Regions from separate parts of the Homo sapiens genome. Here region 2 is linked to region 1. Evidence: read pairs that join two places in POLR2A ChIA-PET (ENCODE). Cell type or tissue: OCI-LY7. All regions are shown on one strand. Links, peaks and the distances in the headings refer to the core of each region. The heading gives the core; the rest is flanking DNA. Region 1 overlaps TCAF1 (TRPM8 channel associated factor 1). Region 2 holds the start of OR2A5 (olfactory receptor family 2 subfamily A member 5).

What was found. Peaks named below come from ENCODE experiments on the same cell type or tissue, not always from the same donor. Only the 100,000 strongest peaks of a DNase experiment are listed, where the experiment ranks them.
Region 2: POLR2A ChIA-PET joins it to region 1 with 10 read pairs; 2 of 35 experiments call an interaction of 5 or more read pairs at or near these places.

Annotation. Positions count from the first base shown.
Region 1 is chr7:143,839,742-143,856,544 of GRCh38, forward strand. TCAF1 (TRPM8 channel associated factor 1) reads right to left here. Exons shown (of 9, transcript NM_014719.3): 9 at 11,634-14,401. The coding sequence ends at 14,392. It overlaps LOC112267988 (a long non-coding RNA gene), which reads left to right. Exons shown (of 3, transcript XR_007060571.1): 1 at 1-3,511; 2 at 4,621-4,761. Among named protein-coding and RNA genes, the nearest start is that of TCAF1, 54 kb to the right of the region's middle. In OCI-LY7, for the core only: no CTCF peak of the experiment used is centred there; no DNase peak of the experiment used is centred there.
Region 2 is chr7:144,039,096-144,055,898 of GRCh38, forward strand. It overlaps OR2A5 (olfactory receptor family 2 subfamily A member 5), which reads left to right and starts at 9,853. Exons shown (of 2, transcript NM_012365.2): 1 at 9,853-10,038; 2 at 11,256-16,803. The coding sequence starts at 11,307. The coding sequence ends at 12,242. In OCI-LY7, for the core only: no CTCF peak of the experiment used is centred there; no DNase peak of the experiment used is centred there.

The DNA.
Region 1 (16,803 bases), core at 3,923-11,922:
ATGAATTCATCTCCATTTCCAAGGATAGATCTGTATTAGCTTAAATCAGGCAGGCTAACTCATACTTCTTGTGCTTCCATGACAGACTCTTTCTGGGTTATACGTAATAAATATACATAAACAATATTATACTTCATTGTCCAGCATATACAAGAGGCAAACACAAATCAGAAATATTATCTTTACCAGTGGTACATGAGTCCATTTTTTGTCAAATAGAGAGCAATTGCTGCAGTAATTGCAGTTTATCACTAAGCCAGATGCAGGGGTTACTCATACATATGCCTTCTAATTGTGGGCTACTATTAATAGTCACTGGCCTCCTTCTTAAATTATTTTCAGTCATGAGCTTAACTTAATGTGGTACCATATATTCTTTCTTTTAAGGACCTTAAGAATCTGGGAAGAATTAGCCACACTCTAATTTAGGAACAGAGATGGATGAATCCACCTATGGACATTTACTGGTATGAGTCACTGGGGAAGTTCACTAAGTCACTATTTAAGATGATCCAGAACAGGTGTCTACAGCTGCCTTAAGAATGAGTACTATGGTGGTGATGAAAATGTTCCTCTCAGATGTCCAACTGCAGGGGGTGGGTATGAAATTGCCAGATGGCCCCAGCTGGTGTGCTCTGGAATCCTTGGCGCCAAGGCCATGCTGCCAGGGGCTTCTCCAGGCTGGTGATCAAATGTAGTGAGGATCCTCAGGCAGGCCCATTCCTGGAAGACATGGGACTCTCCCGATAGGTGAGTTTGGCTCAAGGACTCCTCATGGTCCTGAAAGAAACTCTCTGAGACCTGTACTTCAGTGGAAGCCTGTCTTTCCTTTGCTGTCTCCTTCCCAAGGGTTAAACCTACATTGCAGTCTAATGGTGGCTCTCCCGGCCTTCTCTGGCTCCCTCGACATTTTCTCTCACAGGCATTTCCTTTAATAAATCTCTCGCATATCTGATCCTGTCTTGGCTTTTGCTTCTTGGAGGACCCAGAATAACACAAGTACTGTCATAATTATATCTCCTCACTTTAAATCTCTCAAGTGTAATTACTAAAATTGTGTTGTAGTGGAAGTAAAAAGCAAGGTTACTAACTTGAGAGTATCTATGAAACACTCACCCATTAAGTTTCATTCTTTAGTACATTTATAATAACTTTTATTCCAATTGTAGCATGGTCTATCTCCAAGGGCAAGTTCCTGCCTGCGTCTTCATTGAAAACAGTGGAACTTTGAAGCAATGGGGGAGTTTGTTGCTTCTCTTGACAAGCGGCCAGCCCTAATTCAGAGTTATAAAAGTTTTCATATTCTGCTTTTGGCATATCTGTAAAATATACTTGGGCATACATTTTTTTTTTCTGTTTGGATCATAAGTGTGTGAAACATACGTGGTAAGAGCCAGTTATATTCCAATCACAGAGGATGTCTTGGAACACATCACTGCCACTCCAGAGGTACTGAAACTTTCTTCCTCTAGTAAGGAACATGGCTGGGGTGGGGGTGAGAAGAGATATTCTTACATTTATAAACTGTTTCTCCCACCACCAGACCAGACATAAAGTTTGATTTTGTCCTGAAGATTTCAGTTGTCTTGGAGCCAGTGGAACTGAGTTAGCCCAAGAATGAGAGTGGATGTCCTTTTTCTCTTTCTGCCTTTGAAATATCAGGTTCATTGGACAGGTGCTCAGTAGATCCAATTTTCTTTAATTGCACCTACATCAGTGTAATATAAATGTCTTCATTCACAATCCCACAAGGGTTGTAGATATCAATATGCCGGGGGATAGTGTATGGGAATTGAGGGTCATAGTAGGTCAATACTATATAAGAAAATTCCTACAGAGAGTGAGTCTAAATCCCTACTCCTATGGGACCAGCGACTATTATTGTCTATTTATTTACTTATTTGAAAATGTAAACAATTATTTCCCAGTGGACTAATTACAAAGTTCCTGTGACATCAAGATCATTCCTTCTCAAGGCTTTTCACTATATATTGAGACGTGTAGTCTTAATTTCATTTTGGTTTGCCCCAAGACTTCCACCAAGTCTAGGGGATCTGTACGGAACTATCCTTTCCCAAGGTACATCATGCATACTTTCTGCTATTATTTTTTTTTTCAGTCTGTCCCTTGTGGTCAATCAAGAGAAATGCAGACTTGAATCTCTATAAGAAGAGCAAAGGTTCTCCCTTTTTAAACCTTTGAACTGAGAAAAAAAAAAAAAAGCAGCAGCTCCTGCCATCCAGAAACTTGTCTGGCGCTAACAGCGAGGCCATATTGTTCTCCCATTGTACAAAAACAATTTCAGAAAACATCAACATCAGATAAGGTCACTCAGAGACCGTCATAAAGTAAGGCACATACACGATCACCATGCAACCCACAAAATACTGATCATCCTTCTGTTATCTAAAATGAGTAATTGCACGTTTTAGAAACCAATCGCAGCTTTATTCTCATTTTATTTATGTTTGTTTTTGAGACAGAGTTTCACTCTTGTTGCCCAGGCTGGAGTGCAATGGTGCAATCTCAGCTCACCACAACCTCAGCCTCCTGGGTTCAAGCGATTCTCCTGCCTCAGCCTCCTGAGTAGCTGGGACTACAGGCATGCGCCACCATGCCCGGCTCATTTTGTATTTTTAGTAGAGACGGGGTTTCTCCATGTTGGTCAGGCTGGTCTCAAACTCCTGACCTCAGGTGATCTGCCCACCTTGGCCTCCCAAAGTGCTGGCATTACAGGCGTGAGCCACCGCGCCCAGCCTTTATGCTTATTTTAGTCAGCTCTCCTTGTATATGTATTGAGATCGTAGTTGTAGAATTGTTTCTGGTTCTTGACAGTATGTCATCCAAAACAAAGTCTCCCTTCTTCAGACACTTCCCAAAACTATCCAACCAAAGCCCACAGCCTATAATAGGTTCTTTCTGACACCTTTTTACTGATATACCCACAGTTCTCTATGGTGTGCATTTTCCCTAGCTGCAATGAACAACAGATTCAACTTGTTTAATTATAGGTGTGTTTCCATTGGTCTTTGGCTGTAGGGCATTAATAATATTATGTACTATTAGTGCGTTAATAACATTAATAATGCCCTATAGCCAAAAGTACTTTTACCAGTGCTAGAGATCCACCAGGCTTTCTGCTAAAGGTCACTCTAACATTACGGACACAAGTCAGTTGTTTGTCTTTTAATGCTTTTGCCAGCTGAAATAGTTTATCTCAGAGTTTTCTATGAGGATCTGAGATTTAACTCTGCTCTAGGTGTTGAGAGCAACAAGCTCATAGTGCCAGTTGTCTTGTGGTTAAATGTCAAAAGCCTTAATTAAGGCTTATTATTTTCTCCTTTGGAATAGGTCGGCTCCAAGGCTACACAAGCAGCAAGAAGAAAAGGAAAAACTCTGTTTTATTAAAGCTCCACTTGCCTATCTACCTTGGTGGAGGGTCAAGAAAAGGTTTATAACCTATTTGCAGGTTTTAGGCTCCTGTTTGCAGCACAGAAACCACAGACAATAGGTAAGCCTGCTGGGCCCTGGCCTACGGGGTCTGTTCAGGAAGAAGAGGGGTCTTCTCTCTAAACCTGTGAGATCTCTTCTAGACTCTTTTATAGATTGTTTTTATATTGTATGTTTGATCATTTTGTCCTCCCCTAACCCCCTTTGGGCACTATCTCAGACTTTAAATATTCTAAATAATTTTGGCAGTATGTGAAAAATGAATTTTATGTCACTAAGCGATTCATGGAAATATTTTTTTAGTACCTACATGTACAGATTTCTTAACCAATTATGTATATTTGAGTTCCTAAGAATAGAAGTAACTTTTTAATGACCTTCAGGTACACATATTTGTATTAAAATAAACCTTGGTTCCTAACTGTCATCATTGGTCACTACATTTTTTTTTTAAGTTGCAGTTGCTTCCCAACCTCTATTTATCTTTCATTTATTTACTCATCCCTTTATTCTATTTATTTCTAATATAATGAGCACCTATGAAACGCACCCAGTCTCAGACTAGAACATCAATAACTTAAGCTACTCAAGCTTTCCTATCAAAGAAATGCTTCTTTATAGCACTGAAATGCACAAGAATCCAAATGCATAGGAAGCATTTCTTAGTTGTCTTGATTGTGAGGTAAGTTGTTTTTTTGTGTAGTTAGAAGAAAGATCTCTGAGAAGTTGAAGATCACCTTCTGCCCACTCCCTATTGAAGACTGACTGCAATGATGTGGGTCAAAGAAAGAAATCATTTTAAGAGTAGAAGCCAAGCAGGAGTACAAAGGCTTTGTAAGGAGTAGAGAACAGAGGAGGGAAATAGTCTTGAAAGAAGGGATAGAGTCTGCTACTTTTGTTGGCAAAAAAGAGTCAACATCTAAGGCCTAGTTACCTGTTGGCCTGTTAGGTACATATATTAGGTGAGGTTTTGACCTTGGGTGAGGACATTGCTTTAAGCACTAAATAGATCAGATTAATCCCGTGAAGAGGAGATAGGAAGTGTTTCTGATAAATACTGCTTTGAAGATTGGCTGCAAGGCCAATACTCATCAGAGAGCTCCAGTTGACTATGGGAGTTAGACAACAGAGGAAAGTAAACTCATGACATATTTCAATTTCTCTTTACAGAAATTCAGACTCAGTGGTGTGGCAGAAGATAAAATAATTTGGGTTATTTCTGTGATAACATGGGCAATCTGGAAACTACTCCCATTTGTGAGGGTAAATCTCTATTATGATACATGGAAAATAGGACAGATGCTAATTCAGGTAAGAAAAGGTCTTTGTATTATACAAATATTTACCTTCAGACAGAAATGTTAATGAAGATGGAGAAGGAACAGTTACCAAGAAACTAGGGATAGTAGGACACAAAAAACCTGGTAACCTGGTAGTGAGTATGAACCAGTCTGGTGCCTTGCCTCCAGAGGAGCAGCAACTGAGCAGAGCTACTGGACAACCAGCCCTGCACTTCCCTAGAGCACAGACCAGCTCACTATGCAGCCACCAAGAGATAAGCACCGAAGGAGAACCTACCAGCCATGGATCCTCAGAAAACAGACCAGCTAAGTGCCCAGCCTTCAGGGGACAAGCAGCTGAGTGGGCATACCAGCCACACAAACTTCTGCAGCCAAGGCCACTGAGGTACTTGCAGGCACCACTGACATTAACTACAGCTAAAGAAGCTGCATGGAGACTACACTACTGCATCCACCCAGAACAAAAACAAATGTACCTTACCCAACCAACATGCTAGGACACATCTGCAGGTGTAAGTCTTTTCCGCTGAAAGTTATGCTACCAAGTTAGAAAAGGTGATTATTCCATCAGATGCACAGATGCCAGTGCAGGGATACAAGAAACATAAAAAAGCAAGGGAACATGACACCACCAAAGAAACACAATAATTCTCTAGTAACTGACCCCAATAAAAAAATAAAAATTTATGAATTGCCTGAAAAGGAATTCAAGATAGTGAGCCTAAGGAAACTTGGTGAGACATGAAAGAACACAAACGGATCATTCAACAATCGGGAAAAACAGTTCATGATCTGAATGAGAAATTCAACAAAGAGAGAGATATCATAAAAAAGAACAAAATAGAAATCTTGGGGCCAAGAAATTCAATGAATGAAATAAAAAAACGCAATTGAGAGCTTCAACAGCAAAATAGATCAAACAGAAGAATTTTTGAACTTGAAAACAGGCCTTTTGAAATAGTCCAGTCAGAGGTAAAGAAAAAAAAAAAGGAATGAAGAAGCCTATGGCATTTATGGGACACCATAAGTGAACAAATGTTTGCATTTTGGCAACTTAAGAAGAAGAGATGAAGAAAGGCAAAGAAAGCTTATTTAACAAAGTAATAGTTGAAAACTTCCCAAGTCTTGGGGAGATATGGACATCCAGATCCATGAAGTTCAAAGGATCCCACAAAGATTCAACTCAAAGAGGTCCTCTCTGAGGCATATAACCAAACTGTCAAAAGTCAAAGACAAAGAAAAAAATACTAAAAGCAGCATGAGAAAAACATCAAGTCACATATAAGGGAATTGCCATTGGACTATTAGCAGATTTCCCAGCAGCAACCTTGCAGGCCAGGAGAGAATGGGATGATATATTTAAAATACTAGAAGAAAAAAAGCTGCTAGCCTAGAATACTATACCAGCAAATCTTTGCTTCAGAAATGAAGGAGAAATAGTCTTTCCCAGATCAGCAAAAGTTGAGGGAACTCATTACCACTGGACCAGACTTACAAGAAATGCTTGAGTATTTCTATTGGAAAAAAAAGTTTTCATGATAATTGCTACCATAAAAAAACATGAAGTATAAATCTCACTGCTGGAGATAAATGCATTATCAAATTCATAATGCTTCATTACTGCAATGGTGATATGTAATGTTTCAAACCTCTAGTATGAAGGTTAAAGGCCAAAACAGCTGGGTGCTGTGGCATGTGCTTGTAGTCCCAGTTATTTAGGAGGCTGAAATGGAAGGCTCATTTGAGCCCAGGGGTTTGAGTCCAACCTGGGCAACATAATGAGACCCCATTTAAAAAATAATAATAATTAAAAAAATGCAGCTCTGTGGGATGCCAAAAAGTGAAAATTGTAATAATGATTATAGCAATGATAAGTTGTTAAGGAATAAACAATATATAAAGATGTATATTAAAGCAACAAAATTATAAATTTGGGTGCAGAATGAAAGTCTAGAGTATTGGTATGCAATGAAAGTTAACTTGTTATCAGCTTAAAATAGTCTATTATAAGTATGAGAGATTTTTAATGTAACCCCAATACTAATCACAAAGAAAAAATTACAACAGATATACAAATGAGAAAGAGAAAGGAATCAAAGCTTAACACAACAAATACCCTAATCAAGCCACAGAGATAAACATGAGAGAGGAAGAAAGGAACAAAGGATAAACAAAACAACCAGAAAATAATGAACAAAATGGCAGAAGTCCTTACCTATCAATAATAACTTTGAATGTAAATGAAATAAATTCCCAATTAAAACATACGCCGTGGCTGAATGGATTAAATTAAAAAAAAAAAAAAACAAGATTCAGCAACATGCTGCCTACCAGATAGGCACTTCACCTATAAGGCCACACATAGACTGAAGTGAAAGAAGAGAAAATGAAATTCTGTGAAAATGGAAACCAAAACAAAGCAGGGGTAGTAATACTTACATCAGACAAAATAGACTTTAAGTAAAAAACTGTCAAAAGAGAAAAGAAGGTCATTATATAAAGAAAGATAAAGAAATCAGTTCAGCAGAAGGTTAGGACAGTTGTCAGTATATGAGCACACAACACCAGAACACCCAATATATAAAGTAAATATATAAAGCAAATATTATGAGATCTAAAGGGAGAGAAAAATTAAAATAAAATAAAAAAGGACTTTAGCACCCTCTTTCAGCAATGGATGGATCATCTAGATAGAAAATCAACAAAGAATTATCAGATTTAAATTACATTCTAGACCAAATAGCCCCAGCAGATATTTATAAAACATTCCCCTCAATAACTACTGAATGTACATTTTGCTCAACAGCACATGGAACTTTTCTCCACGATAGAATATATGTTAGTCCACAAAACATATCTCAAGCAATCAAAAAAATCAAAATCTTATCAAGTATCTTCTCTTACCACAATGCAATAAAAACTAGAAATGAATACCAAGAGGAACTATGGAACATATACGAATATGTGAAAACTAAAAACAAGTTTTTACAAAACCAGGGCATCAATAAAGAAATTAAAAAGAAAATTTAAAAATTCCTTGAGACAAATAAAAGGAAACATAATGTACCAAGACCTATGGGATACAGCAAAAGCTATTCTAAGAGGGAGTTTATAGCAATAGATGCCTACATCAAAAAAGTATAAGAATCTTTTATAAAAACTTTATGTGGCACCTCAAGGAATGAGAAAAACGAGGGCCAGCTGAACCCTAAACTACTAGAAGAGAAGACTGATAAAGATCAAGCAGAAATAAGTGAAATAGAGCCTGAAAATAATATAAAAATCAGTAGAACAAAAAGTTGGTCCTTTGAAAGATAAACAAATGTTTTAGCTAGACTAACAAAAAAGAGAAGACTCAAATAAATATAATCAGAGCTAAAAAAGGAGATGTCACAGAAATACAAAGGATCATAGAAGACTTTTATGAGCAATTATATGCCAATAAACTGGAAAACCTAAAAGAAATAAATAAATTCCTGGACACATGCAACCTACCAAAGTTGAACTACTATGAAGAAATAAAATACCTACACAGGCCAATAATGTGTAACAAGAATGAATCAGTAATAATAAGTCTCCCGTCAAAGAAAAGCCCAGGAACTGATGACTTTACTGCTAAGTTCTACCAAACATGTAAATAATAATATCACTTCTTTTCAAACTATTCTAAAAAGTTGAAGAGGTGCAAATTCTTCCACACTCATTCTATGAGGCCAACATTATCAAAACCAGACAAGGATAACTTGATAAAAAGAAAACTACAGGCCAATCTCCTTTATCAACATAGATGCAAAAATCTTTAACAAAATATAAGTGAAACAAATTCAACAGCATATTGAAAAAATAATTCACCACAATCAAGTGAGATTCATCCCAGGGATGCAAGGATGGTTTAACATATGTAAATCACAAATGTGATACATCACATTAACAGAATGAAGGACAAAAATGACATAATCATTTTAATAGACAAAGAAAAAAATTTGATAAAATTTAACATCCCTTCATGATAAAAATTCTCAGCAAATGAGATGTAGAAGTAATATACCTCAACACAATAAAGGCCATAAATGAGAAGCTCATAGATAACATCATACTGAAGAAGTTGAAAGCTATTCCTCTATGATCTGCAATAAGACAAGGATGCCGCATTTATCACTTTTGTTGAACATACTACTGGAAATCCAAGCCAGAGCAATTAGGCAAGAGAAATGAAAGGCATCCAAATAGGAAAGGGGGAAGTCAAATTGTCCTTGTTTGCAGATGACATTATCTTATATATAGAAAATCCTAAAGATTCCACAAAAAACTGTTAGAATAAATAAATTCAATAAAGTTGCAGGATACAAACTCAACATGCAAAAATCAGTAGTGTTTCTATATGCCAGTAGCAAGCTACCTAAAAAAAGATATCAAGAAAGCAATCCACTGACAATAGCTATAAAATAAATACCCAGGAATATAGTTAACAAAGGAGGTGAAACATCTTGAGTGGAAACTATAGAATATGGATAAAATAAATTGAAGAGGACACAAATAAATAGAAAGATAATAATGAATTGCAAAAATTAATATTGTCAAAATGTCCATATTATCCAAAGCAATTTACTAATTCAATGCAATCCCTATTCTTCACAGAAATAGAAAAAAAAATCCTAAAACTTCTATGGAACCACAAAAGACCCCAAATAGCCAAAGTAATCCTTAGCAAAAATAAAGCTCGAGGCATCACACTACCTGACTTTAAAATATACTATAAAGCTATAGTAACCAAATCAACATGGTACTGGTATAAAAATAGACACATAGATAACTGAAACAGAATACAGAACAGAAATAAATCCATGCACTTACAGCCAACTGATTTTCAACAAAAGTGTCAGCAACATGCATTAGGAAAAGGAGAGGCTTTTCAATAGATGGCACTGGGAAAACTGAATATCCACATGTAGAAGAATAAAATTAGACCCCTGTCTCTTACCATATGTAAAAATTAGTTCAAAATTGATTAAAAACTTTAATGTAAGACCTGAAACTGTAAGCATCCTAGAAGAAAACATGGGAGAAACAATTCATGACATTGGTCTCGGCAAGAATTTTTTGAATAAGACCTCAAAAGCATACAACAAAAGCAAATATAGAGAAATGGTACTATATTAAACTAAAATGCTTCTGTACAGCAAAGGAAACAGATTGAAGTTAACTTAAGGAATGGGAGAAAACATATGCAAACTATGCATCTGACAAGGGGTTAATGCCTAGAATATATAGAAAAATAACTCAATAGCAGAAAAATAAATAATTCCATTTAAAGATGGGCAAAATGCCTAAATAGACATTTCTCTAAAGAAGACATACTAATGCTTAGCATCACTAATCATCAGGGAAATGCAAATAAAACCATAATGACATATCACCTCAGTCCAGTTAGAATGGCTATTATCAAAAAGACAAAAAATAACAAATGTTGGGGTAGATGTGAAGAAAGAGGAAGTCTCATATGCTGTTGTAAATTAGTCCAGCAATGATGGAAAACAGAATGAAGGTTCCTAAAAAAGTTAAAAAATAGAAGTACCATATGATCCAGAATCCCACTACTGAGTATATATCCAAAGGAAATAAAATCAGTTATGTGGAAGAGATATCTGCATTCCCATGTTTATTGCAGCATTATTCACAGTAGTTGCATGGAATCAACCTAAGTGTCCATCAGTGGATGAATGGATAAAGAAAATGTGGTGTATATATACAATGGAAGACTATTCAACCATAAAAAGAAATTTTGTCATTTGTGGCAACGTAATTGGGCCCAGAGGACATTATGTTAAGTAAAATAAGCCAGGCATGTAAAGACGAATACTGTACAATCTCACACAAAAGTGGATTCTATAATTTAAAAAGTTGATTTAATAGCAGCAGAGCGTAGAATAGTGGTTGCCAGAGGCTTGGGAGGGTAGTGGGGCAGGGGAGATGGGGATAGACTGGTCAACAGGTACAAAGGTTCAGTTAGATAGGAATAAGTTCTGGTGTTCTATTGCACAGTAGGGTGACTATAGTTAACAATATTATATTGTATATTTCAAAATAGCTAGAAGAGAGGATTTTGAATGTTCTTACCACAAAGGGATGATAAATGTTTGAGGTGAAAAATATGCTAAATACCCTGATTTGATCATCACAAAATATATACGTGTATCAAAACATCACACTATACCCTATAAATATGTACAATTATTATGAGTCAATTAAAAGTAAAATAAAACTTAAAAAAAAGAAACTTGGTGGCCTAAAGATTTCCACTAGATAGTTGGCTGTTTCTCCCAAGTACAGGGTTAAAAATAGCTGAAAAGAGGTTACGATGTTCAGGGAAAGTAGCAAAGAGTACACCAGGGAGACTGACAGATGGACAGAAATGCTCTGACACTAGCTGGCCTCATATAAGACTAAAACTTATTAAAGCTGTCAAATGAAGGGGAGTGCAGGAAAGCTTAGGGCCCTGGATGGTCCTTCTTGAAATGTTTCCCAGAACAGGGGCAAACATCAAAGGCCTTCTTGGAAAAGAATGAAGTTGGCAAACTTCATTCAATGCTGTATTGGACATTCCTTCATTCAACAAATATTAAAACCCACTAGATGGTAAGCTTACTCAGCAGACATGGTGAGATCAGCAGTAGGCTTTGTTTTTTGTGGAACACCTATACAAACAAAAGAATGTGAAGTGTGTTTTAATAACTGGAAGATACTTAATCTGGTTGGAAATAGAGACTTGTGGGGAGATATCATGAGCCTGGACACATCAAGTGGACCTAGATACTTGAGGACCTTGAAAACCATTTTAAAGGCTTTAGCTGGGTTGCATCTTAATCAATGTGAAGTCACTGGAAGATTTTTATTTGGGTTTATTAAAAATTTTTTCAAAGTAATACATGCACAAGGTAAAAAATTAAATAGTACAGAAGGACTTAAAATGAAAAACACAGTTTCCCATCCCACCCTTTTTAAATCTAAATCCCATTCCCTAGAGGTAATGCTTTTAACAATATTTATTTTAGATCGTCTGGTAACTTTCTAACTTTAAATAATATGTTTGAGCAATAATTTCTTGACTTACTGACTTTACAACATCTTTAATAATTCCCCATTACAAAAGATAAGGATTTAACTTACACTATCGCCACTTTCCTTTGTCCATCTCTCTCCAAATGTCTGATAGTTACATCACTTTTTAATACATCTATTGGTTTGATTTTATAGCTTTGAACAATACACTAATCCTCTAGTTCTTGTTCCATTAACTGAAGATCTTTTCATCCCCACTTTGAATATATAAGTATCTCTACCTTTGATTCCACTTCTCTTCCTCTAATTCTCAATCTCTTTCTGCTTTCTTTCCCTTTGTCAGCATTAATTACTTTCAACTTCAGTTCTGAATAAAAAATGAAACCTTTCACACTTTGTTAATAGGCTGATCTGAACATTGAATACTAATAAATGATATCCACATTATTTTGGCTATTTAAATACTTCTTACTGGGAGCCTAGTATAAGCTAGGATATTTTCTTCCCTACACACCCAATATCATCATGCCTGTGCCATAGAAAAGGAAATGTACCTATCAAGCCTCTTCTTATTCTTCATGAATAACTCAAAATCATGCCTCATTTTATTTTGCTCTATAATTGGACCTGAATTTTTTGACATATTGTTGATTTGTCTTTCTTTTTTCTTGACTAAATAATCTTCTCAAGCATCCCAGCTCTTCAATGATACTATCTATGGCACTGAATGCACATTCTTCCCAGAAAGCCCGAGACAGTATGCTCTCATCTGAAATTAGTCTGCTGGATAGCTGTCACTCTAGGGTGAGATACCCTTTTGGCTGTCACTCTAGAATGAGACATCCTAAGTAAGGTCCACTGTTTTATGGATCCCATTTCTTCTTCTTTCCTGGTTTTCATCCTCATTTTGCTGGAGAATTTCCTCAAGATACTTCCTCAGTAAGGGTGCAAAGGAGACTTTCTGAAAATTTGCCTGACAGAAAATGTCTTCACTTTGATGTTCTTCTTGACAGTCTGCCTTACTATGAAATTCTAGGTACAAAAATTTTCCTTAAGCTCTGAAGATGTTGATCCATTGACTTCTGGCATTCAGTGTTGCTGATGACAAATCTGTTAGCAGTCTATTTCTCATCCATTTTTGTGTTGAGCTAATCGTGATGACCTCATTTGTTTTCTCCCTGGCCACTTTAATATCTTCCTTCTATCCTTAATATTCCAAAATTTTACAATATTGTGTCTAGATGTAGATTGTATTGGGCCCTCTCAATCTGGAGACTTAGCTTGCTCTGTTCTTCAATTCTTTTTCTTTTTATTTCTTCACCTACACTGTCTCTGTTCTCTCTTCCAGGAACTCCTAACATTACATATTGATTGTCTATGTCTTTTTTCTTTCTTTATATTTTTCTATCTATTTCTTTTTGCTCTTTATCTGGAGAGATTCCCTCAACTTTATTTTCCAGACTGTATACCAAATACTTTTAGCAGTCTTATTTTATTTTCAAAGAGATCTTCTTATTCTCAGTCTTCTCTTTCTTTTCTTGCTTTTTAAGAGACAGGGTCTCACTCTGTCCCCCAGGCTGGAGTGCAGTGGCACCATCATGGCTCACTGAAGCCTTGAACTCCTGGGCTCAAGTGATCTTCCCACTTCAGCCTCCCAAGTAGCTAGGACCACAGGCACATGCCACCATGCTTGGCTAATTTTTAAAAATTATTTTGTAGAGACGGGATGTTGCCATCTTGCCTAGGCTGGTCTCGAACTCCTGAGTTTTCCGTTTCTTTGTAGTATCCTGTTTTTCATCTTAAATACACCTCAAATCTCTCTGGAGATGGAATTAAAATTAAGTTATTCTTTCCACATTGTCTTTGTTTCCCTCAGAGTTTGTCATATTTTCAAGGCCCCTAATTCTACCTCGTGACTTTTCTTATTCCTCTTCCCTCCCCATCGCCCATGTCTGGGAATTTCTAACTCACCATTCCCATTTAAAAATCAACATAACTGTTAACTTGTATAACAGTTGGCATGGGTTTCCTCTGCTGTTGTACAGTTAGGTCTGTTTCTTCAGGAAACCTCTTCTATACCTGAAGGCAACAGGCACTTGAGTAGGAGGTCTCAGCTGTCAGTAGAGAATTAGCTGACCGGCTGGGGGTAGGGGCACTTATTTCCACTAGAAGAGAAATTTTTTTCTGGAGCACCAACTCTTATCTCTCTGCAAGCAGCCTGTTCAATTCCTTTATACAAACAACAACAGCAACAATAACAAGAAATTTTTAACTGGTATCAATAGTGGAGACTGCCTGTGTTCTGTGCATAAGAGTTGGGGGAGAGTAGGAGAGGGCTCAATCTTACAACTGGAGTAATTCTTCAGTAGACAAGCTTTTCAGGTGCGCAAGTCTCTTTGGGGTTATGTTGTTCAGATCAGCTTACATTTTATCTGAAAGGTTCTTCACTCTTTCATTATCATGCTTCATCCACTTTCTATCTTCCAGAAATATGCTGAGATCCTCTCCACTTATAACCAAATCCCTTCAGTTTTCTTTGCTGAGATGTGTCAGTTCCTTTTTGCATTTCTTGACTTCAATTTCAGTGGGGCCTGGGGAGGGAGGGAAGGTAAACTTATGTTTACTCCATTATCTCAAATTAGAAATTCCAGTGGAGGCTTTTAGACACGGAAGTAACATGGATAACTTTATATTTTAAATATATCCCCGGGATGTACTGCTAAAAATATATTAAAGAGGGCAAGGATGGATACACATATTCTCAAAGATGGAGGATCTAATTTCCTCTCTGAGAACATGCAGTGTTTGGGATCTCTGGGAGTCAGGCACTTCACTGAAATAGTCCATCATTCAAAATCCAACAAACTAGAGAACACTTTCATGGTACCCTAGAAAGAATAACTGAAACTTGAGTAATGCAGAACCTAAAAGATCTGGCTGATGCTAAAGGGCTCACTCCAGCACTATCTATTGGGAAGCACTTCAGGAGCCTACCTTAAATTCTTTGAATTGTCATTTGGGATAAACAAAATGATTTTTTGTTCTGATAAAAGTAGATGATAGGTAAGTATATGCAGCCAAAGCTCTGGCAAGTAGGAACATAATGATCCTTTGGTTTGCTGGTCGGCTTCTTTATTTACCCATTGATGGGGTCATTCAAAGCACTGTAGTTATGAATGCCCATTCTGTAATCAGAATGCCTGAATTCAAATCCCAGATCAACCACTTATTAGCAATATAGCCTTAGATAATTTACCTTATCTTCCTTAACTTCAGTTCTCTCGTTCATAAAATAAAATGGGAGTGATAATGGTTGCCATGTCATGAGATTATTGTGAAGATTAAATGAAACAATCTATAGAAAGGAATCACTACAATAACTGGTACACACCCAATAATTGATAACAATTATTTTAAATGTTGAACAAATATCCAATGTCTCATGTTTAAAGCACCTAGGCAATGGATATTTGTGCAATCAGGAGAAATAATCCTAGGACCGACAAATAACATGACAAAGAAATCTACTGGGAGGCCGAGGTGGGTGGATCACCTAGGCCAGGAGTTCGAGACCAGCCTGGCCAACATGGCAAAACCCCATCTCTACTAAAAATACAAAAAATTAGCTGGGTGTGGTGGTGGGCACCTGTAAGCCCAGCTACTTGTGATGCTGAGGCAGGAGAATCGCTTGAACCTGGGAGGTAGAGGGTGCAATGAGCCGAGACGGTGCCATTGCACTCCAGCCTGGGTGACAAGACTGATACGCTATCTCAAACAAACAAACAAAAATCCAAAGAAAAAACTCTATAGGTCAAATCTTACAGTCTACATATCTACCCAATTACCAATTAAGCAAATAAAATGATATATTAAAATAACTAAAATAAAAAGTGAGCTAAAGAAAAACTGGCTGGATGTATATGACATCAACCAAAAGGACCCAACTTTAGTTAAAACTGTAAAGAAATAGGGGATTCTGAATAAAATTAAAAAGAAATAAGTTTGGGTCAACTCTATCCAATCATCTTGTTTCAGAGTAAAGTCCTCTATGTGTGTGGACTTCGTCTGCCAAACTGTTGAGTAACTCTTGACAGGCACTATGTCTTGAATCTGTGTTACAGAAATAAAAACACTGTCATGAAACCAGATACCCTCTGTTTGCTAAGGACAAATGTCATTATGGAATTGATCTGGTTTCTTCAAGACATCTACTCTTGATTTAATCAAAGAAGGAATTGGATCTGTAAAATACAATTGGATAAGGAGATCCAAGGAAGAGCTCCAAATTCACAATGAGGTTCTTATAAATAGCTTTACAAATCTAAGTTAAAAAGAAACAAAATTTTTTAGCTATTTAAAAAAACCCATTGTGAATTTAGAGTTCTTCCTTTAGATTCATAAGGCAACATAGCAGAATCCTTTCAGAAGTTGCTGTATAAAGTGCAAGATGGGCTAGGATTAACTACAACTGCCTCTGTAAATGTCATCTAAAAATAAAGTCTAGCTCATAAAGAGTATTGAGTCAATTAGATAATAATAATGGCAGCAGACATTTTCTCAACACCTACTACCTGCCAGGGACGGTTCTCATTGCTTTTTAAAGGTATTATAAAATGTAATCCTCACAATGATCCTATGAGATAGATCCTATTTTATAGATGAGAAAACTAAATCACAGAGAAGTTAAGGAAATTGCCAGGGTTATACAACTCGTAGGTGAAAGAACCAGGATTTGAACACAGGGAAGCTACTTGTAGAGAGAGTTATCCTAACCTCTAAATTCTGGAGACAGGATGGAAAGTAGTAAGCTCATTATCCTGTGGACCAGCATAAAATAGAAAATCCCCTTAGATGACATGCTCTGCAGACCTCACAAGCCTCTTCAGAATTTATCACTCTGAACCTCCACGACAACCCTGTGAACTGGGAATTTTTATCCCCATTTTACACACAGGAAATGAGAGTACCAAGTTGAAATGACTTTCCCGAGAGC
Region 2 (16,803 bases), core at 3,103-11,102, 200 kb after region 1:
CTTAGAAGCACAGTGCATTCCTTTCAAGGGTCCTCAGGAAACTTCAGACTAGCAATAGTTGAGAACGAGAATACAAAAAGGGTGAAAACAGGGGTGTAAGCTGAAAATCTATTATTACAGCAGCTGAATCCTCTGTCCTCTTTACCACCACCACTCGGTTAGGCAAAAACGTGCCCTAAGCAGGAGCCTAGAGGTTATTCTATGGAAAAATTGAAGATAAGGCTTAGATTGCAAAATCTTAGAGCAGAAGACAGTGAGGCTTGGGACTGAACTCAGAGAAATCAATAACCAATGTGAAGACCCAGGGAGGAGAGTACGCCCCATGATGCTCCCTGCCTCTCAGTCTTTCATACTCAGGTACATTCTCTTCTTTCTCATTTTATAAATTAACAATATGTTAGAAAGATCATTCATCATGACCAGTGGGATTTATCCCTGTGATGCAAGGATGGTTCAACACACAAAAATCAATCAGTGGAATACATCATATCAACAGAATGAAGGACAAAAACCATATGATTATTGCAGTTGATGCTGAAAATACATTTGATAAAATTCAACATCCCTTCATGATAAAAAAACCCTAAAAAAACTGGTGATAGAAGGAACATACCTCAACATAATGAAAGCCATCTATGACAGACCCACAGCTAGTATCACAACAAATGGAGGAAAACCTGAAAGCCCTTCCATTAAAATGTGGAACACGACAAGGATGCCCTCTTTCACCACTGTTATTTGACGTAATACTGAAGGTCCTAGCTAGAGCAATCAGACAAAAGAAGGAAATACAGGAATCTGAATTAGGGAGATACAGTAGCTGTCAGTAGTATATTTGCAACTTTTTGTAAAATTATTTTAAAATAAATTATTTGTAAAAATTACATAATATTATGACAAAGAGAAGAAATTTTATTCTTAAAACAAAGTCATCCTTTGAAACTATTAAACTTATAGTAAATTTTTTAGATGTCAACTTAAAATAATGCAAGGGAGTTTGGAAGTTTTCAAAATTCTTTCAATGCCAATGACTTATATCATGCTTGAATTTTCTACCTAAACATAAACTCATTTCTCTAATTCTAATTCCAATTAGATATCTTAACCTATTTCTATTTGAAAACAAAGGAATTAATAATCATATAATCCACTGGATGAATTTGTAAAATTTAAAATCAATGAAAAATCTAAAAGAATTACAGTTTCTCCATATAAAAACCCAAACATTAAATGGAAACATATTTGTAGCAAACAAAAACACAGAATCCATAACTCTAATGAATAAAAAGTGCATGTAAATTAATAACAAATATTGTTATATGCACGGTTTGCTGATATTAACTACTTTTTTCATTCATTCAGCAAGCATTTATTGAGTGCTTTCCATTGGCCAGGTCCTGAGCCAGGCACTCTGGATAGGAAATGCAAATGCCCAATAATACAATAATGTTACATTCAAATTTCCTAGTAATCAGACATATCCAAATTAGAAAGTTGTAGTTTTAGACTATCAAATTGTTGAAGACAGTTTAGAAATTATATGCAGGCACACTGAGAGAAACATGAAAGCAGGGAGTTGTTTAAAAAATTGGTTGGGAGGCCGAGGCGGGTGGATCATGAGGTCAGGAGATCGAGACCATCCTGGCTAACAAGGTGAAACCCCGTCTCTACTAAAAATACAAAAAATTAGCCGGGCGCGGTGGCGGGCGCCTGTAGTCCCAGCTACTCGGGAGGCTGAGGCAGGAGAATGACGTGAACCCGGGAAGCGGAGCTTGCAGTGAGCCGAGATTGCGCCACTGCAGTCCGCAGTCCGGCCTGGGCGACAGAGCGAGACTCCGTCTCAAAAAAAAAAAAAAAAAAAAATTAGTTGGGAGGGAGTGCATCAGGATAAATAGCTCATGCCTGCAGGGCTTAATACCTAGGTGATGGGTTGATAGTTGCAGCAAACCATCATGGCATATATTTACCTATATAACAAAACTGCACATTCTGCACATGTATCCCAGAACATAAAATAAAATAAAATAAAATTTTAAAAAAATTAGTTAAAAATGGAAAAATTAATTGAATCAATCTTTTTAAAGAATAACTTTATAATATTATAATAACTACCTCTTTATTTTTCAACTTAGCTCTAATGAGAACTCTGCAATATTACTTTATACCCAATTTACAGATGGAAAAACAATTTGGAGATGTTAGTTATCTTGTCCAAAGCCACATAGAGAATCATCAGTTAAAATTATATTGATTGATAGATTGCCTAGATTATCATGGTAAGTGGCAAACAGCATCAGAAATTTTATGTATAATGTGAGGTCTATTAAGCTAAAAATATATGAAAATTGGGAAAAAGAAACCACCAAATGTCAACAAATCTACCTTTGAGGTGTGGCCTGATGGGTGAATTTCATTTTCTTCCATGATGAGCACAGGTGGTATTTTAAAATAAAAGAAAGACAAAAGCATTTTAAAAGTTGTTCTGCATGAGAAGCACTAAGGCCCGTGAAACTCAATCAGACAGCAAGACCATCTTTCCATGTGACACTAATGTGCCTCCTAACGCTTCCCAAAGGCAACATAATAGACATGGAATAGGGCAGTGGTTAAGAGCATGGAATTTGATGTGCATTTAAGGTTACTTAAGCTCTTGGATTTTTAATTTTCTTATTCATATAAAGTCATTTCATTTTGGGTATGCTGCATGAGAGTATATATACAAGGTTCCTGCCACATATCAATAATAGAACCAATGTTTCAATTATGGTTACTAGTAAAGCTTAGAAGGTGGGTGTTGTTTTTCTAGAGATAAATGTGTACTCAATTCAAGCCTTTCAGATACAGTTAACAACTAAACATGTAAAGAATACATCTAAGAAGAATATACAAATTTAAGTTAGATAATTTTTATTTATTTCAAGTGAATTCAAAGGGAGGCTGACTGATAAGTAATTCACTGTAATGGATAATTCCAACTCCTCTGTAGTTGTTCAAATACTGAGAACTGAGCAAGATACACCAAATCTCAAACCTCTAAACTCCTCTGAGTGACGAAGAGGAGATATCTTATGGCCTGGAGCCCTTGGGGATATTGAACATTCTGTACGTGGGTCCTTTCCATATCAGTAATCATTAAATCTTATGATTTGCAACCAGATATCAATCTAGAAAACTGAAGAAAAAACTTGCTTTGAACTCCAGTTTCCAGGCACTCTTGAATTCTCTTTGACTTATGCCCATTCTAATTATTAAAATATGAAACTCCTCTTACTCTCTTGATCAATGATAAATCAATAATCTTTGATTAATATACAGGCATTTCAGATTTTTATACAGTTATGCAGGTTGTTTTTAAGAACAGAAAAGACATTTATATTGCTACTTTCCGTGACAATAATGTGTCCAGACTTGAAAACATGAAACAACTTAAAAATTAAAAAGCCTTGGGAGTGGTGGCTGCTATCCCACAATAACACTGGGTCACAAATGAGCCCTCCTGGATACGGGTACATGGCTTATGCCCAGCCAACATTTAATGTGGAATGTTGGTATAAATGTGAGGAATTCAGCATTAGACTTTTGCAAAAGATCTATTGGTTAATTATGTTATTAAAGATTAATCTATAAGCTATTTGTCAAGAAAGAGGGAAGGACAAATTAAAATTATATTTTTCTTGAAATGAAGAATCAGGCTACCTGTGAGAGAAGGAATCACTGAGTCAGTGGGATTTCTGCCTAAGGTAGCCTACGCATGGTCTCACATTTGTGCCTTCCTAGGGATAGGTAGACTGGGGAGGTAGAGGACATGTGTACACAACATTAGTTAACACCGGAGCTTTGGGATCTGAGGCTGCTGATAAGTTTTTGTTGTTGATATTCTGGGTGGGGGTCATTCATTTATTTTTGCTATTTGTTATCTCATTACCTCAAATCCCTTGTTTGAGATTCTTCATTAAATTATGATCTCAATTAAATCTGGAAACAATTTACATTCAGAAGAGAGAAGATACCCTGCTGTGGAGACAGGACCCGAGAGAATATATGGAAGAAAAGTGACAATGAGGAAAGGTTAAAGATAAAAGTAAGAGAGGGAGGTGAGAAGGCAAGCATGCAAAGAAAACGACAAGGGAGATGGGAGAAAATGATGGAGAAGAAAGAAGTCAAAGGGAGATCAGGAGAAAGAAACAGGATAGAACGTAGGCAGAGGAAGAAGCTCTGCAACTGAGTTTCTTGCAAGTCATTTTAATAGCAGTGGCAATTCATGAGCAAAAAGATATGAGTACAGTCTGCTTTTCTAAGGCCATAAAAACAAGATTTTTAAATAAAAGTGCATATTTCATGAAAAACGTAAAGAAAGTGACTAACATATAATGATCTTGATGTTTTTCAATTAGTCACTATGAAATAAAACTAAGCATCATTTATTTTTTCACTTATTTATTCAGCAAGTCAATTGAGCATCTAACTACTGTGACAAGCTAGTGGGACTTCAGTATAATGGACAAGCAGACATAGTCCTTGCCCATAATGAACTTCGCTTCTAGTAGAAGAGGCAAAGAAGCAAATAATGAAAAGACACACAAATTCTAGTTTACTGTATGTGCCGCTCTGCTAGATAATAGCAATGTGGTTGGGGGAGGAAGGGATAAGAGCTAATTAAAGTGATAACTCTTGACACAGGGACCAGCATATGTAAAAACACTGATGCTGGAAATAGGTTAACGTGACCTAGAATTTGTTCTAGGTTCGGTGTGGCAATGACACACTGATCAAAGATGAGAACAACCGGAGTTATGATTTAAGAAGCAGGGAGGGCCAGATCATTTAGTGCTTTTAAAGCATTCAAAGGGAATTTGGATTGTACATTGCTCAAAGAGAGGGCACTGAAGATTTCTAAGCAGGAGAGATAATATACTATATACTAGTATATACTGTACTACATATACTATATACTAGTATATACTGTACTACATATACTATATACTAGTATATACTGTACTACATATACTATATACTAGTATATACTATACTACATATACTATATACTAATATATATTTTACCAGATATACTATACTTTGCATTTTAAAATACTAATAGGATACTTTTATTAGTTTAGTGGATTTTGTCAAGTTTGCCCAGAATGAAACCTCACAGAGGTTAAGAAAGGCACAGATCAAGTGTTCTCATTTAACCAATAATGATTTTAAGACAAAGGTTCCATTTATTTCTGTTACTTATAAGATAATTATGTAAATAATAAAACATTATGTATAGTACACTACAGGCTGTGCGGTCCAGAACGGGAACCAAATCTAAGGTTATACAATAAAATTTTATTTTGTATAGTGAATCTGTATCTGCTTACATCATTCAATTTGGAAATAGTGTGAAATATATAAATTATAAATATGAAGGTCAACACTCTCTCTTTTTTTTATCCATGCACCCCAGGAGACTGTAGATTGTGGTGGTGGCATTAAAGAGCAGGTGAACAGACTTCAACTTTGGAGAGTAAGATGAATCAAGAATGACTCAGTTTTTCATTTGAGTAACTTGCAGGTGGCAGTGATGCAACTTATCATGATAGGTAAGACAAGGAAAAGAAAATTATGCATTCCGTTTTGAATACACTAGCTTCAAGATGCCTGGGTTCTCATCTTAAATCTGCCCTTAGTCTTAATGAAGTCATATCTTCTCTAGCTTCAGAGTTACCTTTAAAATGACATCTGTGGATAAAATCGTCTTTAAGATTCTTTGCATGCCTAAAAGTTTCTTAAGTAGCACTTTACATTTATGCTGAGCTTTAGCATTTGCAAGGTACATTTTGATGCCTCATAAAAGGTATAGTACTCTTTTTATGCTGGTAGCGCATGAGCCATGCTTTCAGAAACATTTCTTCATTATCTACGGTGTCAACCAAATGCTTAGCAGTTAGAGGCAAAGATTGATAATTGAGTGGTTTTCAAAAAAACAAGAGATTTATAATCCTTTGGGTGTATACCCAGTAATGCTGCTATAAAGACACATGCACACGTATGTTTATTGCGGCATTATTCACAATAGCAAAGACTTGGAACCAACCCAAATGTCCAACAATGATAGACTGGATTAAGAAAATGTGGCACATATACACCATGGAATACTATGCAGCCATAAAAAATGATGAGTTCATGTCCTTTGTAGAGACATGGATGAAGCTGGAAACCATCATTCTCAGCAAACTATCGCAAGGACAAAAAACCAAACACCGCATGTTCTCACTCATACGTGGGAATTAAACAATGAGAACACATGGACACAGGAAGGGGAACATCACACACCGGAGACTGTTGTGGGGTGGGGGGAGGGGGGAGGGATAGCATTAGGAGATATACCTAATGCTAAATGATGAGCTAATGGGTGCAGCACACCAACATGGCACATGTGTACATATGTAACAACCTGCACGTTGTGCACATGTACCCTAAAACTTAAAGTATAATAATAATAAAATTAAAAAGAAAACAAGAAATTAACAGACATACAATTTATCTTCGTGAATTATATTTACTAATGCACTCAATATCTAATACTGTTTTTTCTGCATTTGAAGGTGTTATTGGTCTTTAAGTCCATACTGTGGTCCCAGGAAATATGAGATTGTGTTGACTTTTGTCCTATAATTGGAGAAGAAGCAAAAAGGTGCGAAATTCCATTAGTCTCCCAATCATCAGCCTTTCTGAGTGTGTTGTGGAATTAAGAATAATGTTTATGGGTTGCCAGAGTATAAGATGTGCTCCCAAGGTACTGTTAAAAGCTCTTTTGAGCACAGTGGATTTCTGCCTCTGAATTATCGATGAGCCTCACTTCGGAAATCTTTGGTCATCTGCCATCTCTGCCCTTGGAATGACATTCTTTCAGTTGAGCCCTCATTTCATTTATAGAATAACAATTACTTTTAATTTTCACAATGAAGTTGCTGCAGATTTGTATTGTATTTCTGATTAACAGCCTTGTACCCCTTGTAAGGGTCAATGAAATTGGGAAATTATGCTAAAAAGCTGCTATATTTTTCTTGAAGGATAGCAACAGCTTTCTGTTAGTAACTTTGATTTTATTTTATGTTTACTATAAGTATTAACTTAAATGTAGCTTTTTACAGAAAAATATTCTTGTTTCTAAAAAATAGAGTTAGCATTATTGATATGGTTAAAATGAGTACCTTAGTTTGCCTCCTGGGATAACATAGAGCATAGCTTGTTGATTTTCTTTATTTTTATTTTTTTAGTTTCCCACCTATCTCTCTGATCTTTCTTCTTGTTCCCTTTTGGAGATGTATCTTTCTCTGTCCATCTTTAAAATATTGGTTATTCTTAAGATACTGTTCTTGACCTTCTTTTTTTTCTCGCTAAAACTGCTTTGCTCTCCTTGAATACTCTTATCCATTATCATGACTTTAACTATCTGTTAAATCTGTACTTTGACCCGGATGTCTCTAATAAACTCCAAAACTATTTAGTTAATTCTTTATTTTTCGTCCACCTAAATATCCATCATGTTCAAAATTATATTCTTTTTTTAACTTTTGCTTTTAAATAATATCTTCCTTAGTTATTCCTCATATAATTGAGTGAAAACACTTTATATACAGCCACACAAAACAGAAGCCTGGGGAGCACACAAACCAGAAACCTGGGGAGCACCCCAGCTCTGCTTGGCTTCCTCACCACACACCAAGTCACTGAATGCTGATAATTACATTTCCTTCACATGTTCCATACCCATTCCCTCCAGCCTGTCCCCATGGATACCATCTCAATTCAGGTACTCACTGTCACTTGAAAATGCAGACTCTACAGATAGCTTGGGCTCACAGTATCCAATCTCATTCTTTTAAACAATCCTTCACATTAACCAAACATTAATCTTTGTAATAACATATCTTAGTCAAATCGTTCTACTCTTTATTTCCAATGAAGTCCAACAGAAGCTCATTTTTGAACCTCTTTCCCAGTATTATTATTGGTTTTATTGCTGTGCCCTCCTTATACCTTAAGGTGCATCCTGGTGTGTCTTTTTTTCTTGTGGTTACTTCTTTATTATTCTTACTCAGTTTTACAATTTTCACTGAAATCTCTTAACTCCTCCATGCAAAGTCAAAGCCTTCCTAGATTGGACCTAATTCCTCCGGTACCAATGGGAAAATAACTTATAATCTTCTAAATCTCCAGACTCAGATGTCACTTCAGGCATAATTGAATAGGTGAGGTCCAGCCTGGCATGTCTTCCTGAAGAGTGTCTAAACTTTCCATCCACAGCAAAGCCTTTCCCTATCCACTTTCAGAAGGATCTACCCCACCTTTCCTTGCTGCCTGCAGTATACTGTGCACACGTGTATCCCAGGTCCTACACCGCTTATTTGCATGGCTCACTTGTAGGCAGACCGTAAACTCTTGGAAGATGGAGACAGTATCTCACTAGTGTTTGCTTTTCCAGTGTCTAGGATGATCCCACACAGAGCAGATGCTCAATAAATGTAAATTGAATGAGCGAATTAATAAATGAATGATTAATTATTCAGTATCTACACATGGATAATTGTGGATATAAAATATCTATATGTAGATAATATATGAATAATTGAAAAGCATCCTGGCAATATTTTATTTAGTCCTCCAGTTTTAGGTAGTTAGTAAGCTTACTTTATTTTTGTTAAGTGCTTCAGCTATTTTTTCTAACCACTGTCCATAGTTACAAAACTTTTCTTGTTATTCTTCCAGAGATTTCAGGACAAATATTCATTGAGCTTCTTTATTCTGTGCATAGAAATACACCTGCTTTGAAACCTTTATAGTCTGTGAGCCAAAATGATAGGCATATTTCCGAGTCTCCCCTGTTAGCTCACACATTAACAACCTACATCTCTCTGGAGTAAAGAACCCAGTGTGTTCTGACAAACGAGATTTGGATGTTTCTCTCTAAAATGTTGCCCAACCAGCAAACACACACACACACACACACACACACACACACACAGATATATACATAATACATATACACATAAGGGACGTACACATAAAGGGGATAATCAGAAACATTTTCAAGGCATCCTCTGTCTATGCTTTATTATGTGAATATAAACACAGCCCTTACACCTGAGGCATCATTATATCAAAAGTTTTGTTGAACTTTAGGAGTATATCATAGTAAAGGTGAAGGTGTGAGTTACACATTTGCTGCCCTTGAAACACCAGGGCTTCTCCCATGACACCTCTTCAAGGCCAGCCTTACTCTGGCTTCTGTCTTCTCTTATTTCCTACACCCTATATCAAATCTCAGGTACTATGTGGAAAGGCCTCAATCTTTCTCACCACAGTGTGGGAGGGTTGATAGAAGTATTTTTTTTCTAATCTATCAATACCAAGTTAGAATTAACTAAGAAGGAGAAGATTTTCAAGCATTTATGACAGAAGCATGATGCTCTGCCTCCTCCAAGCTCCATTTAATCCATCCAGGGCAAGACTGAGATCCACGAACTTATCACAATCCAAATACTTACGGGGTGTAATTTGCAATGTGGCCCCTGGAGAATGCATGCTCTTGTTACTACAAGAGTTTTATGTGTAGAGATCCAGCTGGTTATTAAGCCATCACCTGCCAGCTTTTTTTTTTCTGAATGCCCATCCCCAGGGCCCAGAGAAATGGAGACAGGAGGATAAACTACTTTTGTTTGTTCTGGTAGACACAGAGTCTGACTGCTGTGTATCCTGTTTCCCTTAGGGACTCTACCTTGTCCTCAGGGACAATCCGTGAAGGCTTGAGTGGAGATAACCCCACCATAAAACCTATACTGCTGGTGTTCCCAGAGAGCAGGCTGCAGTCTGCATCAGCCTATGCTAAGAAAAGAGAGACAACTCCTGCATCTGGAAATTCCTTCTCTCAGGGGCTGCTGGTGGGAGCAAGATCCTCAGCTCTGGCCTTCAAAAGCTCCTGTGATCTCTGCACAATTTCTCTAAATAGAATTATATTTCTGAGACAAGACCAGGCCTGATACCACAGTGAGTAAAGGGTCTTTTGCAAAGTCTGGTAGTTTAGAGAAGCTAGGGTCTGGATGAAGGCAGGGCTCCAGAAATCAGTACATTGAATGGGAGATACAGAGGTAATTTATTGGCAGACAGTTTCCTGGGCTAAAGGTGGAGTTAGCATTTGCAGAGGTGGAGTCATAAGCTGCACATTGAGAATGACGCATTGATCATTTAACATTTGTGTACTTCTATGAAACATCCTGGTTTCCCCTTTCTATAGCCCCTGTGGCTATGTGGTTGGGGGAATGACAAGCAGAGAAAATTTAAGAAGAGTCTGAAGACTTGATTGAAATCTAGGATATGCTCTTTGAATGTTATTCCTAACGTAATGCCTTTCATTCGTCCATCCATCCATCCATCCATCAATTCATCCAACAAGTGTAGTGGGCATTGTGCCAGCAACAGCACCTGGTAAGAACCAGGGAAGCAGCCCTGCAAAGGGGTGGGGTGAAGGCAGGAATCAGAATATTATCCTGTTAACTCTTCACATAGATAACCACTTGCCCTGGCCATATATCAGAAATGACTTCAGTGAATGCTTGCTGGATTAGTGATGGCAAACTTTCTTGGCTTGCATGCAAAGGGAAACAGCCAGATTTTCCTGAGTTGCTTCAGGAAGTAAAACATTTAATGCAAGCTTTATTTTCCCTAAAACTAGTAAACACAGGGAAGGAAACCTCTTTGAAATTGCATTTGTAAACCTCATTTCCTAATTCATGCTTTTACGTATTTTCTCTAATCATTTACTGGAGCACCTGCATGTGCAATGCACTCTGCACAAATTACAAAATAATTGAAAACCAAATATGGAAGAGAAAGTGGGGGAAAATATGCAAAGTAAATAAATTAGAAAGTAAAACACATAAGAACATGGCTGTGATCCTTACTCTAAAATAAAATGGCTAGCCATTCTGAAAAACAACTTACTCTGTGGCTGCCCTTCTGATAGCAAAAATGTGGGTCTTGCAATCCAAGTTAAGTAAAATTCTGTGGGACTGGATATAGTATACATCACCCTGTCTGCATTTACACTAGTTCTCTGAACCAAATTTATTTTCTGCTTTACTCTGGATTAAAGGATTTGGCATAATGGCTCCGAAAAACCTTGCTGACTGAGTCAGCACCCTGTGTGCACCATAAACCCCCTCCTTCTGTTAACTGACTAATCCGGATCTGCATTTGCTCCTCAGCACATAGCTCATTGCCACAGCAGAGTCCAACGCAGGTACTGTCACAAGGGCATGACAAAAAATCAGACATGGGTCACAGAATTCATTCTCCTGGGATTTCCACTCAGCCTAAGGATTCAGATGCTCCTCTCTGGGCTTTTCTCCCTGTTATACGTCTTCACCCTGCTGGGAAATGGGGCCATCCTGGGGCTCATCTGGCTGGACTCCAGACTGCACACCCCCATGTACTTCTTTCTCTCACACCTGGCCATCATTGATATTTCGTATGCTTCCAACAATGTCCCCAAGATGCTGACAAACCTTGGCTTGAACAAGAGAAAAACAATCTCCTTTGTCCCATGCACAATGCAGACCTTTTTATACATGGCTTTTGCTCACACTGAGTGTCTCATCTTGGTAATGATGTCCTACGATCGGTACATGGCTATCTGCCACCCTCTGCAATATTCTGTCATCATGAGATGGGGAGTGTGCACAGTCCTGGCTGTCACTTCTTGGGCATGTGGTTCCCTTCTGGCCCTGGTCCATGTGGTTCTCATCCTGAGGCTGCCCTTCTGTGGGCCCCATGAAATCAACCACTTCTTCTGTGAAATCCTGTCTGTCCTCAAGTTGGCCTGTGCTGACACCTGGCTCAACCAGGTGGTCATCTTTGCTGCTTCAGTGTTCATCCTGGTGGGGCCGCTCTGCCTGGTGCTGGTCTCCTACTCGCGCATCCTGGCGGCCATCTTGAGGATCCAGTCTGGGGAGGGCCGCAGAAAGGCCTTCTCCACCTGCTCCTCCCACCTTTGCATGGTGGGACTCTTCTTTGGCAGCGCCATTGTCATGTACATGGCCCCCAAGTCCCGCCACCCTGAGGAGCAGCAGAAGGTCCTTTCCCTGTTTTACAGCCTTTTCAACCCGATGCTGAACCCCTTGATCTATAGCCTGAGGAACGCAGAGGTCAAGGGTGCCCTGAAAAGAGTGTTGTGGAAACAGAGATCAAAGTGAGGGATGCCAGGGAAAGTCTAGAGGGTTGAAGATTTGCTCCCAATGAGATTTGTAGGAACAGTGGTGTAAATGCCTTACAGTCTCATCTCTTAGATTTCTGATATCAAGAATGTATATTGATTGGATTCTATCCCTAAACGTGGAGTACCATGCAGATCACAAAGCACATGCAGACAGGCGCTGAGCCGTGTGGTGCAGCAGAGGTGCAAAGTGCCATGAACTCCTACTCCCAGGTCCCACCCCTACCCAGGATCTGCTTTCTGTTCTTTTGAGGCTTAGTTCTCTCAAGCTTCCTCTTAAATTCCTCTATTATTTCCATCTCTTTTTGCCATAAGTATATGCTGGTAATCCCATACCATATGCTACTATAAGAGAGTACTTGTAATCACACAGAATAAATACTGACCTTGGTTAAGCAGCCCTCTACTGGGAATGTAACAACAACTAAGAGTATAGAAAATGCCTGGTTTGGAACCTAAAGCCTAAGGATGATGATATTAGTACTGGAAGTTCATCTAAATCACCCTAACAAATCTAATTCTGTAAAAAGCAAAGTTTAATTGTATAGATTTTTTTATATAAAAGGCAGAGAAATATCAGGATCTTTGTTTCATTTCACTTAATTCTGCACCATTTAATTAGAAAGAGTTTGGAAAGATTTTGCATTTAAAATAAATATGAGAGAATGTTATTAGGGATAGTTACCTTTTTCATAATTCAGATCGCAAAGCCGGGTGTAGGTGACAATTTATCATTACGGTGATTACATAAAATATTGTAGTAGTAAGAAAATACTGCAAAGGAAGAAAGCATCAAGGGAAACTGACAGCTTGATGTAACATCATAGACCACCGCTTAGAACCAAGAACATGTCAAGTCTTGATAAAGACTTTCAGGAACCTCAACAAAATTCCAAAGAGAAGCTATTCCAGGTGACATAAATCACTTTTCCTGGACCCAAGTGGTCAGAATGACATGGACAGGTAATTTGTTTTATTTTAACACAAGTCTGAGTCCTAAATGATCAGCATAATATGATAATATGATTTCTTTAACACATTGAGTATGGTACCTTTTGGAATTCTCTCTTTTTTCTCTCAACCCTTGTAGTATTGTGTGAATTCAACTGTATGACCCATGATGTTATTACATTATCTGCTGCCTGTACCTTTTCTATTTTTACAATTTTAAAATATATTCTTATCACTTCATATATTTCTTCTTCCATGAAAGAAAGAAGCAAAGGGGGAACTCTTTCCTCCCACCCCCTCTCCAAATGCACTGTTTTCTTTTCAGTTCTCAAAAAGCCTAGTTGCTGACTATTCTGCTCATCCATTCATCTCGGTTAAACATTCTGCCTCTGGTGATGGTCTTTGTTTTCATATCTCCATACTGTGAGGACATTTTTTGGCCTGCAGAAATTCACAAACCTTGCTCTGCCCCTCCCAAAGAGAGCAATTTGAATTTAAAAAAAAATACTGGATCTAAATTTAACTATCAACCACTATGGAATTATTGTGTGCACTACTCTGAAGCTAGAAAGAGAAAACAGGCAGTATTTTCATATAGAAAGGACTTTCTAACTATATCTGAAAAAAATTATTACATTCCCTAAAATATGTATACTTCATGTTCTGCTTAAAACCTTTAAAAGAAAAGGGAAAGAGGAAACATATAGAATAGTTCATCTCATATAAAACATAAGCAATAGATTTGGATTCAGAATTTTTTTACCTAGGGTACAGTGGAAAAATCAGGGGGTATAATTCATCCTATGTCAGTTCTAAGTGATTGGGAAAGAATAGACCAAAAAGACTACATTTCTACAGAAAGTGACAAATATAGATAAATTATAAAGAAATGTTCTCTAGCAGGTCTTAATAGTGGCTCTAATTTTATATATATATATATATTGAATACATTACAGAAAATACCTGAGTATATGAAAAATTTCTATTAATTGTTTCCATATTTGAGTTGTAGGATTTTAACAAACTAATTAAATGTTGGTGTTATGACCGCTTTATATATACATATTTTCAACATTAATCAGTTTTTAAAGGTCTGGGGGAAAGTGAAAGAAACAATTGCATTGTTTTAGGCTGCAAGTTCTACTGACTGCTTCACAAATGTTACCCCGTTTATCTTGCATAAACATCACAATGGAGTCGCTATTATTTTCTCCACTTAATAGATAAGTAAACAAAGTTCAGAATGATTTAATAACTTATCCTATACTATGCAACCAGTAATAGAACTGAGTGTTATGGATCGTACTGATTGCAAACCCAAGCTGCTTCTTAGCAGCTTTCTGCCCAAAACATTACAAATTTTAGCTCAACAGGGGTTAGACTCAACATCCACATGATGGGGCAGAGTCTGGAACAAAACGGAGTTTACAGTATTATAGCCAAAGTCTTAACACCAGAAAGAATACATCCTGTAGCCAACCCATCTTTGGAGGATTCATTACCACCTTTGGGAAGAGTAGAAACACTCACATTAGCAGCATCATCATTTTCCAATAGTAACTCCCTCCTAATGCCTGTCTGCAAAATCACATGGCCTCATAAGGCATTGCCCCAAAGGGACAATCTGAACGAGAGACACCCTGCTGTTCTCAGTGATCATCTTACCTATGATTCTGGTCTTCTTTCTATCATTAGGTGTACCCACCTGTGTTCTTTACCTTTATGATGTGATTAATGCTTTTCCAGGAAGTGTCCCCATCTCTCCTGTGTACAGATCCGTGATGGACCTACCTTACCAGTGCTCTAGGCTGCTAGGACTGAGAAAGGGGGAACCCAGCACAGGTGCAAGCTGAGATGCTTGCTATGTTAGATTCACATCTCAATTGTGCTACAACTTGCTAAATAGGTCTGCTTCTAGGAATAATATAGCCTCCTCAATCCTGAGTTTTATTTTAGGTCAGATGTGGCTAACAAGGTTTCAGCTAGGTGCCTTATATAACTTTTATGAATGCTAAATGAAAGACTTTATGTGACTCTGATTTGAAGTGATGTATTTTTGTGAGAAGGATATAAGGACAATGAAAATGAAAAATGATTACATAGTAAGACTAAGAGCTGGTAAAATTCATGACTAAACAACTATAAAACTACAAAATCCAATTTTATTTTAATGATTCATAAATTATTATGATACTTACTGAACAATGGAAGTTTCTCAAAAAATCTCAGCTCTTTGTGTTTGCAACTTTCTGTGCCTGTCTTTGTTTTTATTTGGTTGGTGATATTGGGGAAGGTCTCCACCAAAGGAGGTTGAAGGTTAGTACACAGGAGGTTGGGTATGAAATGGTGTTCATTGTTCCTGCTAGTAGACAAAACTGTAAGAAGAATCCTACATAAAATTTTACATTCTCTATATAGCTTCAATTCGAAAAGGATTCTTGAGATAGCATCCAGATAGGAAATATATACAAAAATAATTAGTCCATAGCTTTGTTACGTTCATTCTCCTACCCACACACTAAGAATTCTCATCAACTGTGTATCTAGAATAGCTCCTCTAGGAAATCTCAGTCTCTGTATGTAGAGATAGAAACTCACCCTGGTGACACCTTGTTAGTTGGCTGAAATTTTGGCACTCATAGTAGCCAACTCCTTATATTGGTCTCCCTGGCCTTACTATTGCCCTGGATACTAATCATATTAGGAAAGAAATATATAGATGAGCAAATAAATGAGTGCATAGCCATAAATAATTTTTGAAATGACTGTGTTTCCATAGCCCGGAAAAAAGGAGGAATAAAGCAAACAGGATAATTGTCTTCATATGTCCCATCGAGAATCTTGCAGGAGGCAAACATAGTTGTTTATTGCCTTCCACAAAGTGGGGAAAAATACCCTAGAATCAAAAAGTAGGTTTACATAAAAGTGGAATTAACATCAATATGAGAAAATATTTTTGAACATTATAAGTTATGCAACAATGAGGTCTTGTGAATTATTGTGCAGCCTTACTATAAATAGAAACATAAAGGTTGAGTAAAATATAAATACGTTGAACAGGCATTTGCAATAGAGTCTTTCCAATGTCTCTTCAATCTTGAAAATTTAAGATTTCATAATAAACTTTTTCATCTTTTTAATGAGGGGCGGAGTTTAACCTGATTTTAAACAAACTTACAGTCATTTAAAGATTTTTAAATGGTAATTCTAAGATAATCTTTTTTCTGTCAAAATCCCGTCTTGTTCTTCCGAGGATTCAGCAGAGTCATCAAAAGAAAATATTCAAGTAGGAAAAAATTGTTGTATAAGCTTCATACTTGTGGTTCTCATACTTTTATTCCCACAATGCCATCACAACTTTATTTCTAGATATACATGGTTTCACATTTTAAAATATTAGCCTGATATTCAGTGATAGTGGCTCAATGACTTTTGCCTTAAACACAGGCACAGGGGCTTGCACATGTAATCCCAAAAACTGAAGAGATTGAGGTGGGAGGATCGCTTGAGCCCCGTAGTTTGAGGCTGCAGTGAGCTATGACCATGCTACTGCATTCCAGCCTGGGCAACAGAGTGGGACCCCATCTTTG